Linked DNA regions of Homo sapiens: region 2 is linked to region 1. A link is an interaction called in ENCODE POLR2A ChIA-PET data of the cell type or tissue named here. Cell type or tissue: PC-9. All regions are shown on one strand.

Evidence for each region. Peaks named below come from ENCODE experiments on the same cell type or tissue, not always from the same donor. Only the 100,000 strongest peaks of a DNase experiment are listed, where the experiment ranks them.
Region 2: POLR2A ChIA-PET joins it to region 1 with 7 read pairs; 2 of 35 experiments call an interaction of 5 or more read pairs at or near these places.

Annotation. Positions count from the first base shown.
Region 1 is chr9:98,332,293-98,337,292 of GRCh38, forward strand. The region is part of intron 13 of GABBR2 (gamma-aminobutyric acid type B receptor subunit 2); the gene reads right to left. Among named protein-coding and RNA genes, the nearest start is that of TBC1D2, 79 kb to the left of the region's middle. RefSeq lists an enhancer at 382-526 and a cis regulatory region at 446-463. In PC-9, no CTCF peak of the experiment used is centred here; DNase peaks (open chromatin) are centred at 1,789 and 2,099.
Region 2 is chr9:98,430,884-98,435,883 of GRCh38, forward strand. All of the region lies in intron 7 of GABBR2 (gamma-aminobutyric acid type B receptor subunit 2), which reads right to left. Among named protein-coding and RNA genes, the nearest start is that of TBC1D2, 180 kb to the left of the region's middle. In PC-9, no CTCF peak of the experiment used is centred here; no DNase peak of the experiment used is centred here.

The DNA.
Region 1 (5,000 bases):
GACCTGGGAGGTTGGCAGGGTAGTTATGTCAGTTTTCTTAGGGAGTCAGGAAATTCTGGGGCAGGGAGTGGAAACAAATCAGACTGATTGACCTCCTTCTATGTGCCAGGCTCAGAACTAGGTACTTGAACATGTTATCTCAGTTAATGACGCTCACAGTAAACCTGTGAGGGAGGAATGAACTTCCCCTATGGGCACTGGGGCTCAGAGAGGTTAAGTCACTCACCCAAGGTCACGCAGCTGGGAGGTGGCAGAATCTGGTCCAAAACCTTGTATCATTGTGTTTACAGATGCCGCACTGTTCCTCCAAAGCACACAGTGCAGGGGCCTGGGCTGGTGACTGCATTCTATTTCCTTGGCATGTGAATGCATTTCCAGAAGCCTGCCATATATTTTTAATAATTGGTATGAACATGCAATCTCTCGTCAGCTGGCTTCCCGTCTGCTGTAAGACGCAGATAAGAAAGAAAGAGCCTGAACAGACACAGGAAAATCCTCCACGCCCATTGGCGGAAATCATGCAGGCCCTGAGTACCTTTCTCACTTTAATTCTTCGAGTCTTCTGTGTCTGAATCGTGGAAGAAAATGACTTCTTGGGTAAAATATTAAAACGCCACATGTGGATGTTCATAGTCTCGCTCTGGCAGCCCTGGTAATAATGGCTCAGAGAGGCCTCTGCAGCCTGGGTCTGGGAGTCAGATTTGATTCCTCTGAGATTCCTGAGCCAGGAACACGCTGGGCTGGGCTCAGGGGTCCCAGTGGCAACGAGTCAGACACAAGAAGATGGCAATGTGAAGGGCTGGCTTCCGTGGGCTCTGCAAGGGTTCAGGGCAGAGCAGCCAAAGGCCGGGTAATAAATGATGCTCTGTATGAGGGCTAACCTTCATCAAGTGCTCTCCAGGTGCTGGGTGTGGGCAAATCTTACAGGCATCCCTTCTAGTCCTCCCCAAAGCTCAGTAAAGTGGGCACTTCTCCTATCTAGGCCCATTTTAAGGCTGAAGCCCTCAGAAATGATACTCATTTTCTAGAGCTGTTGTAACAAACTACCATAAATTGGGCGGCTTAAAACAATAGACAATTAATCCTTGCACAGTTCTGGAGGCCAGAAGTCCAAAGTCAAGATGTCCGTTGGGCTGTGCTCCTTCTGAAGGCTCAAGAGAAGAATCCTGCCATGTCTTCTCCAGCTCCCGGTGGCCCCAGGCATTCCATGCTGTGGCTGCATCATTCTGCCTCCATCTCCGCATGGCCTTCTCCCCTGTGTCTGTGTCCCTCTATGTGTATTTTTTATAAGGACACCTGTCATCGAGTTTAGGGCCCATCCGGGTAATCCAAAATGATTTCTTCTGAAGACCCTTAACATAATGACATCTGCAAAGACCCCTTTAGCAAATAAGGCCACATTTCACAGGTCCAGGGGTAAGGATGCATATATCGTTTAGGGGGAATGACAATTCAGCCCAGTACACTAACCTAACTTCACACAGTAAGTGGCTGAACTGGGATTTGGAGTTAAGCCTAGCTCCAGAGTCTACTTGCTTAACCACTAAGGGCTACATGTTGTATATTTACCAGCTGTGTGACCATGGGCATGTTATTTAACCCCTCTGTGCCTCAGTTTCCTCATCTGTAGACTGGGGATAATAATGGTAATTCCCACATGGGGTTGTTGTGAAGACTGAATGAGTTGATAAAGCAAAGAACTTGGAACAGTGCTTACCACATAGCATGCACTCAAGAAAAGCTGTTGCTATGATTATTTTTGCTATTGTTACTCCTAAGACAATGCAGCTTTGTTGAAATCCTAGAAGAAGGCTGAGTAGATCTAGTACTAAGGATGAAGCGGGACTGGAAGGTGAAGCTCTCAGATCTAAACTTGCTGGATTTGAATATCTGTTCACTCTCATGAACCATCAACCAGATAATCACAGATGTGAAAGAGATTTAAGCATTTGTAAGAGAACATTATGCACAATTGGAAGCTAATAATTTTGAAAGCATCAATGAAGAAAAAGAAAACAAAGGGACGGATGCAAAAAGAAGCAGGAAGTGTGAATGGATCAATCCCAGTGGAAGGGATACTGACTCATCCAATACCACAAGGCTTGGGCTGGGTTCCAGTTCTCATGCGTAGCAAGCAAGGTTATCTCAGGCCAGTCAGGTCACCTACTCAGCTTTAGTTTCCTCTGATGAATCTCTAAAATGGGGATGTCAAGGTGCTTTGTGAACTTTGCCATGCTGTTGAAATGTGAGACACTGTTGTCATTATTATAGTACGTGTTTGCTTACTATTGGGTGCTTGCATGTGAGTAGGGTAAGCCTGGAGTTGGGGTACCAGTCCAGAGAAGGGCAAGAGTATGGGTGGGTGGGCTGGGAAGTGAGATTTGGGCAGGACCAGCAATGATCGTGTTTCTTCTGGCTGCTGTCCCCTAAGGGGTGGTTCACAGGTTGTCTCAGCCTCCTCTGACATGAACAGAGCATCTTTGGGGCATGTTAAATGTTTCATCCTTTGTCAAGGACAAAACAACTCAGTATTTGAAGCTTAATCCACTATCGCTTTAGGGAGAAACTTCAAGCTAAACAAGGGCAGAAAAGAATGAACATCCCACCACAGGGCTGGCGGTTCCTTTCCGAGCCACCATGAGTGCTGAGGTGCCTGGACACTGTGGTTCCCTTGTCCTTTTTTCTTCCCTGTTGGTTTCTGTGGTCAGTGGTTTCCTTGTGATTGTAGAGCACTTAGAAACAAACCTGCCTAAAGTTCTGGTGTGGAACTTGCTCACCCTCTGTCTTCCCATTGCAATGAACAATGCTGCAGAAATAGAAACCTCATAGAAACCTCCCTTTTTTCCTCTTCCTTGCTCTCTCTCTTCCACTGGAGAAACAATTGTTCAAATGCTAACACAAAGATTTTCAGAAAAATATGAGACCAGAGGGCCTGCGTAGCTCTTTGGGGTCTGCACACATGAACTCCCCAGGTGGGCCTCTCTCTGAGTCTGTAATTCTTTTGTCATCATCATCATCTCTGGCTGGCAGGGACCAACTGGACTTCAGATTTTCTGGATTCAGCCTTTTCTTCTTTTACTTTCTAGTCGTAAAAATTTATTGTCCTGAGTCTATTTATCACCCTGGTATCCAAGGTACAGTCTTGGGCCCTTCCTAGAGATTCGTGAGAGTCTGGACCAGAGAATCTCAACTCCGGCTGCACACCAGAACCCATGGCAACTTTAAAAAATTCCTGATGCACAGGGCCCTTTCTAAGCCAGTTAAATCAGATATTTTGGGGGGTGTGACCCGGGCCGGTATTTTCAAAAAGATCTTTTCTGGGTGATGTAGCAGGATTGAGAACCACGAGTCAAGTTTCTCTTTGAAATCATTCAACAACAACAACAACAACAACAACCAAACTTCCTCTTCACCTTTAAAACATTACTTATTTTTCTTTTTAGTATCAACATATTCATCCAATAGTTCAATCCAGCTACTGAGCAACCACATTACCTACTCAGCTGTTGTCAGTGCTGACAAGAATCATGCCAGGGAAGCTTGTCCATCATCCATTCATTCATGCACGCATTCCTTTGTTCATTCATTCACTCATCCATTCAACCAACATATATTGAGCTGTGTGTCTGTCTGGCCCTGTGCAAGGCCATGGAGAAAGAGCTCTGAGTAAGATAGTTAAGGGCCCTGTTTCATGGGGCTCACATTCTAGTGGATGATAGAATATAGATGAGAGAACGAGGAATAAGCAATGTGATGGAGAAACAGGGGAGGTGAGAAAGAATGTTGGGGGACATTTAAGGATCTGGTGATCAGGGAGGTGGCATTTAAGCTAGATCTGAATGACAGGAAAGAGTCTGAAAAGGTTTGGAGGAAGAGCGTTCCAGGCAGAAGAATCATGAATGCAAAGGCACAAAGTTGGGAATAAAGTTGGAGTGTTAGAGCTCCAGACAGAAGGCCCACATGGCTAAAGACTGGGGTGAGCACAGGGAGAGGAACTAGATGAAGTCAGATATGGAGTGGGACTGGATTGTGTAGGACCTGTAGCAAGGTAAGAAGTGTGGGTTTTATTTTAAATTGGAGAATTTTAAGTGCAAAATAGTAAGATACGTCGTGCGTTTAAAAAAGATATCTGGCTGGGCGCAGTGGCTCATGCCTATAATCCCAGCACTTTGGGAGGCCAAGGCGGGTGGATCACAAAGTCAGGAGTTTGAGACCAGCCTGGCCAATATGGTGAAACCCCGTCTCTACTAAAAAATACAAAAATTAGCCAGGCATGGTGGCATGTGCCTGTAGTCCCAGCTACTCGGGAGGCTGAGGCAGGAGAATCGCTTGAACCCAGGAGGCAGAGGTTGCAGTGAGCCAAGATCACGCCACTGACTCCAGCCTGAGCGACAGAGGGAGACTCTGTCTCAAAAACAAAAAAGTATCTTCCAGAATGGCAGATGTAAATCCTGCCTTTCCAGTAATTACATAAAATGGATTAAACACTCCAATTGAAATGCAGAGATTGGCAGAATGAATTAAAAAAAACATGATCTGACTATATTTGCTGTATATGTGACTCACTTTTGATTCAAAGATATAAGTAGGTTGAAAGTCTATCCGAGAATTTTTTGGCTATTCAGGAAAATGGAATATGAAGCATACAAATTGGAATGAAAGGAGCAAAACTCTCTATTTGCAAATTATATAATCTTATGGGTAGAAAATTCTAAAGAATCCACCAAGAAGGCTGGGTTCAGTGGCTCACACCTGTAATCCCAGCACTTTGGGAGGCCAAGACAGGTGGATTACCTGAGGTCAGGAGTTGAAGACCAGCCTGGACAACATAGTGAAACCCTGTCTCTACTAAAAATACAAAAATTAGCCAGGCATGGTGGTGGGTGCCTGTAACCTCAGCTACTCAGGAGGCCGAGGCACGAGAATCGCTTGAACCCGGGAGGCGGAGGTTGCAGTGAGCCAAGATTGCACCAATGCACTCCCGCCTGGGTGACAGAGTG
Region 2 (5,000 bases), 99 kb after region 1:
TGCTGCTTGTAGCCCATGTCTGAAAACTGTCATTTCACATAGTATTTGGACTGTTTTTTTTTTTTCTTTAACTTGTTTACAGCAGGAGGGTAAATCTGGTCCCTATTACTCCTCCATCTTGGTTGGAAGTGGGAAGTGGAAGCCCCCAACTCCAGAACTCCAGATACTCTCACCTGGACTTTGGCTGGCTGCTTATCTGCTTGGCTCACTCTTACCTACTCGCTTGCACAACTCATTCCCTCACCTCCTTCAATGCTTTTCTCAAATGTTACCTTCCCAATGTGGCCTTCTCTGGCCAGCCTGTTTAAAACTCTCTTCTCGCCATCCACTGGTAGCATTTCCAATCCTCCTCATCCTCCTACACATCTTTCTTTCTTTCTTTTGGAATAGCAACCATTGTCTTCTGACAACCTGTATACTTTTCTCATTTAATATGGCAAGAACTGATTGTTTGCTCCTGGCACTAGACTGTAAACTCTCTGAAGAAAGGGATTCATTTTGGTTTTGTTCACAGCTGTATTCCTAGCTCCTAGGGCAGTACTTGGCACATAGTAAGTTCTCAAAAATTATTCGTTGAATAAATAAATGATGGAAAAGGTGATAGAAAAAAAAACCCACATAAGCACAGTTATGAAGTTTGGAAATTCTGATGCATGTGTGGGAGAGTAGCTAGTATGCCTCCTGGGTAAGAGCAGAATTCAGAGAAATAGCTGGAAACACAAGTATGGCCTGGTGGTGGAGTTCCTAAAATGCCAGGCTATATCCTACAGGCAGTGGGGAGCCATGGAAGGTTTTGTCTGTTTTTTTTTGTTTTGTTTTGTTTTGTTTTTTTGATAGAGTCTCACTCTATCACCCAGGCTGAAATGCAGTGGTGCAATCTCATCTCACTGCAACCTCCACCTCCCAGGTTCAAGCAATTCTCCTGCCTCAGCCTCCCAAGTAGCTGGGATTACAGGCACCTGCCACCATGCCCAGCTAATTTTGTATTTATTTTATTATCACTATTTTTATTTTATTATCACTATTTTTTGAGATGGAGTCTCGTTCTGCTGCCCAGGCTGGTGTGTAGTGGTGTGATCTCGGCTCACTGCAACCTCTGCCTCCTGGGTTCAAGTGATTCTTGTGCCTCAGCCTCCCAAGTAGCTGGGACTACAGGCATGTGCTACCACGCCCAGCTAATTTTTGTATTTTTAGTAGAGACAGGGTTTCACCATGTTGGCCAGGCTAGTTTTGAACTCCTGATCTCAAAGTGATCCACTGCCTTGGCCTCCCAAAGTGCTAGGATTATAGGCGTGAGTCACTGCACCCGGCTCAAGGAAGGTTTTTAATAAGGAGTACCATGGCCAGAGATTATTTAGGAAGGCTAATATGGTGAGTGTGAGAATGAGCCAGAATGAATGAGCGGCAGAGGGGACAGAGAAAAAGGGGTGGTGGTTGGGATTTCACGGGGGTGGAGTCAGCAGGGCTTGGCAGATGGAAGGGAGGAGTTGAAGATGATCGCTGTATATATCTCTCTGTAGAAACACGGCTGGCATGACAGTGCAAACTTTGGTTCTAAAAATCCCACTGAGGTGGGTGGGAAGGTGGAAGAGGGGTATAAAACAAACAGAGCATTAGAGGTGGCTGACCCCAGCACACAAACCAGGATCCTGGCATTTCCCACCTGCATGAATTTGACAAGCTACACAACCCATTGATCTTCAGTTTCCTCTTCTATAAGATGGTCCTAATCGTGTCTCCCTCACAGGGCTTGTTCCGAGGAAATTTAGTACTTCAGGAGCTTAGTAAATGTTGGTTCTCATCATAAACCTTTTCTTTTCCATTATTTTGGAGTCCCGAGTCCTGAGCACTCTGAGGGTCTCTTTGACCATGCCAGGCACCATCTCCTCTATCCTACAGATGAATTGAGGCACAGAACTCAGCCCCACGTGAGGCCCACTGACTGTCCAACCCAGGACATGTCAGATAAATCCCATGGCCTCCAGTCTGGTCACCACCACTCATAAAGGCTAGAGTGGGCAGTGTGAGCCCGAGGAGAGGACCCCAGGCTGGATGTCTGCTCCAAATCCCATCACTTTGGGGGTGTGTGGGAGAAATGGGACGTGTTTCCATTACACTGGAGTTTAGAAGCTCAGGATACTCTGTTCACAGGAGACTTTAATTCTCAAGACATCTGTCCAGCAGCTAAGGTCATTAAACATGAATTACTGAAGCAGCTCTTCATAAGCTAGTTGATGGAATTACTAGATTGGAGGATGAACAGGGAATTTTGTGTACGCTGTGTAAAGCATTGCAGAGCTGCATATGCCGCAGGGACTCTGCCAAATTAGTGAAGGGGAATTGACAGTGATTATGTGGATTAAACTGTCACTACGTATGGCTTATAAAGATCCTGCATGCTTGAGAGAGAATCTAGGTCACTGTTTTATTATATGCCATGGGTCTGTAAGTATATACATGTATGTAAAGACATGTACACATACATACACATGTACAAAATTACTGCCTTCATACATTTACACTAAGGATATACTAGAGTCACAGTCTGCAGGTGATGAATCATGAAAGTAATTAACTGTACACTAAGGCCTTGAACCTCAAGACTTTTTCAAGCTAGCCTCTACCTTATGTTAGGCAATATCCTATATGTTTTTTTCTACATATTCAAGATTAAGTTACATACTATTCCCTCAAGCTTGGGGCATTGAGGAGAAAGAAGACTGGGACATCATGTCCTCTAGGCCCAGAAAACTGAGGTCCATGTGGGACAGGACATGTTCAAGGCCTCTTTGATGTCTACTTCAACCTTTCTTTCCTTCCCTGCCTGATTCATTTCTGTCTGATGATTCCTGGGGCCACAGCCCCCAGACAAAGAGATGTTTAATGTATTGATACCTGGGCATGTTTCTGTGGAAGGTGGGGGCTCAGAAGACAATGTGGTCCTGATCTCAGGGACCAGGGCTGAACCTTATGGAGAGAGTGGCTAGGTGGAAGACAGAGGGACAATGTTCACAGGTGGGATGGTTAATATTGAATGTCAACTTGATTGGATTGAAGGATACAATCCTTCAATCCAATGAAGTATTGTTCCTGGGTGTGTCTGTGAGGGTGTTACCAAAGGAGATTAACATCTGAGTCTGGGACTGAGGGCTGGGAAAGGTGGGTCCACCCTCAATCTGAGTGGGCACAATCTAATCAGCTGCCAATGCAGCCAGAATAAAAGCAGGCAGAAGAACGTGAAAAGCCTAGACTGGCTTAGCTTCTCAGCCTACATCTTTCTCCCATGCTGGATACTTCCTGCCCTTGAACATTGGACTCCAAGCTCTTCAGCTTTGGGACTTGGACTGGCTTCCTTGCTCCTCAGCTTGCAGATGGCCTATTGTGGGACCTCACCTTTTGATCATATGAGTCAATACTTCTTAATAAACTCACCTTTATATAGACATCTATCCTATTAGTTCTGTCTCTCTAGTGAACCCTAATACAACAGGGAACATGGTGGGGCTCAGGGCACAAGCAGCTGAGCTCTGGGCCAGTCAGTGGTGTGCTGGTAAATGTTCAACAACAGGGTCTCTGAAGGGGAGAAGAAGGAAGCTCTGATTTGTAGCGTTTACCCATTACCATGGCATAAATACTCCCATCATGGCCTATTCAAGCTACTAACGTAACCTCATAGAATAAGAAGTTGGGAAGAGATGTGCACAATCGGCTCTCAGCAGCTGATATACACCAATTCCAACACACCACTGGGCCCAGTTGACCAAGTGTGATACAGCAAGTGTCAGAACAGCCTTCTTCCCTACTGAAGACTGAGGTCACCGCAGCCCTGTATAAGCCCCATGCATTTTGGGGCACTGGGGAACAAAGATCTGGCAATAAGATGGTGACAGCCTCCACAAGTGGCTGCGGGCATGGAGAGTCACCAAGGAGGCTGTGCCACCAGGCCAAACAAGGACAGTTTGTGAGGACCCTGAGATGCCTCCAGGGACACAGGAAAGACTAGGGGAATTGTGGGGAGTGGGTCTTGAGGTCACACTGTTCTGTAGGTAGGGGCAGCACACAAGGAGGTTTTCTTAATGTTGGTGTAACCTCATGTGTAGACCTAGGCTGGAGTGGGTTCTGCCCATTGGTATCATGTTTGCCTCCATAGATCATGAAAGCCTAAAGGGCCAGGCTCAGAGCAAAGCTCTTCTGCACACTCCATATTCTCAGTTTTTAATGCGCATTTGCCAAACATCCTTCTGGACCTGATCTTTGCTTCTGCATGAGTGGAATGTTTTCCTGTGGGATCAGGCCAAAGAGCTGCACCATTCCATTTTCTCTGGGCTGCCAAGTAAATTTTCAGATTATCCAGATGCTTAAAGTATGCAAAATACTGTAGAATCTATTGATGTATTTCTTTAATTTACTATAGTAATGCTCACAGTATATATAACTTCAGAACCATTCAGTTCAAAATGGAAAGTAATTGCATTAGGAGCACACCCTCCATCATCCCCTCTCTTCTGTCGTAACTGGTAAAACACCAAGCCCTATCAGTTTTCTTCCTGAAGTGTGCCTTGAATCCATCCACTCCTCTCTATACCCAATATCACTGAGATGGCTGATACCAGCATCCCTGCAGGTGCTGTTGCTTTGCTCTGACCTGCTCTCCCCACCACAGCCAGAGGGAGCTTCTTAAAAACAGCAGTCAGGTTGCTCCCTTGCTAGACACTTTTCCACTGGTCTTAGTATAACATGGCCTCCACCCACCACTCCAGGCTCATCCCACTTTATTCCAGCCACACTGGCTTTCTCAAAGGTGCCACACTTTCTCTAACCCCAGGGCCTTTGCACCTGCTCTTCCCTTTTCCAGAAATGCTCTTCCACCCACTTTGCCTAGTTAGCTCCTATTTGTTCTTCAATCTCAACTCAAAGTCACCTTCTCAGGGAAGCCTTTACTGATCCCCAGTCTGTCACTCATCCACAACACTTTAGAGTTTGTTATGCACCTTCCTTAT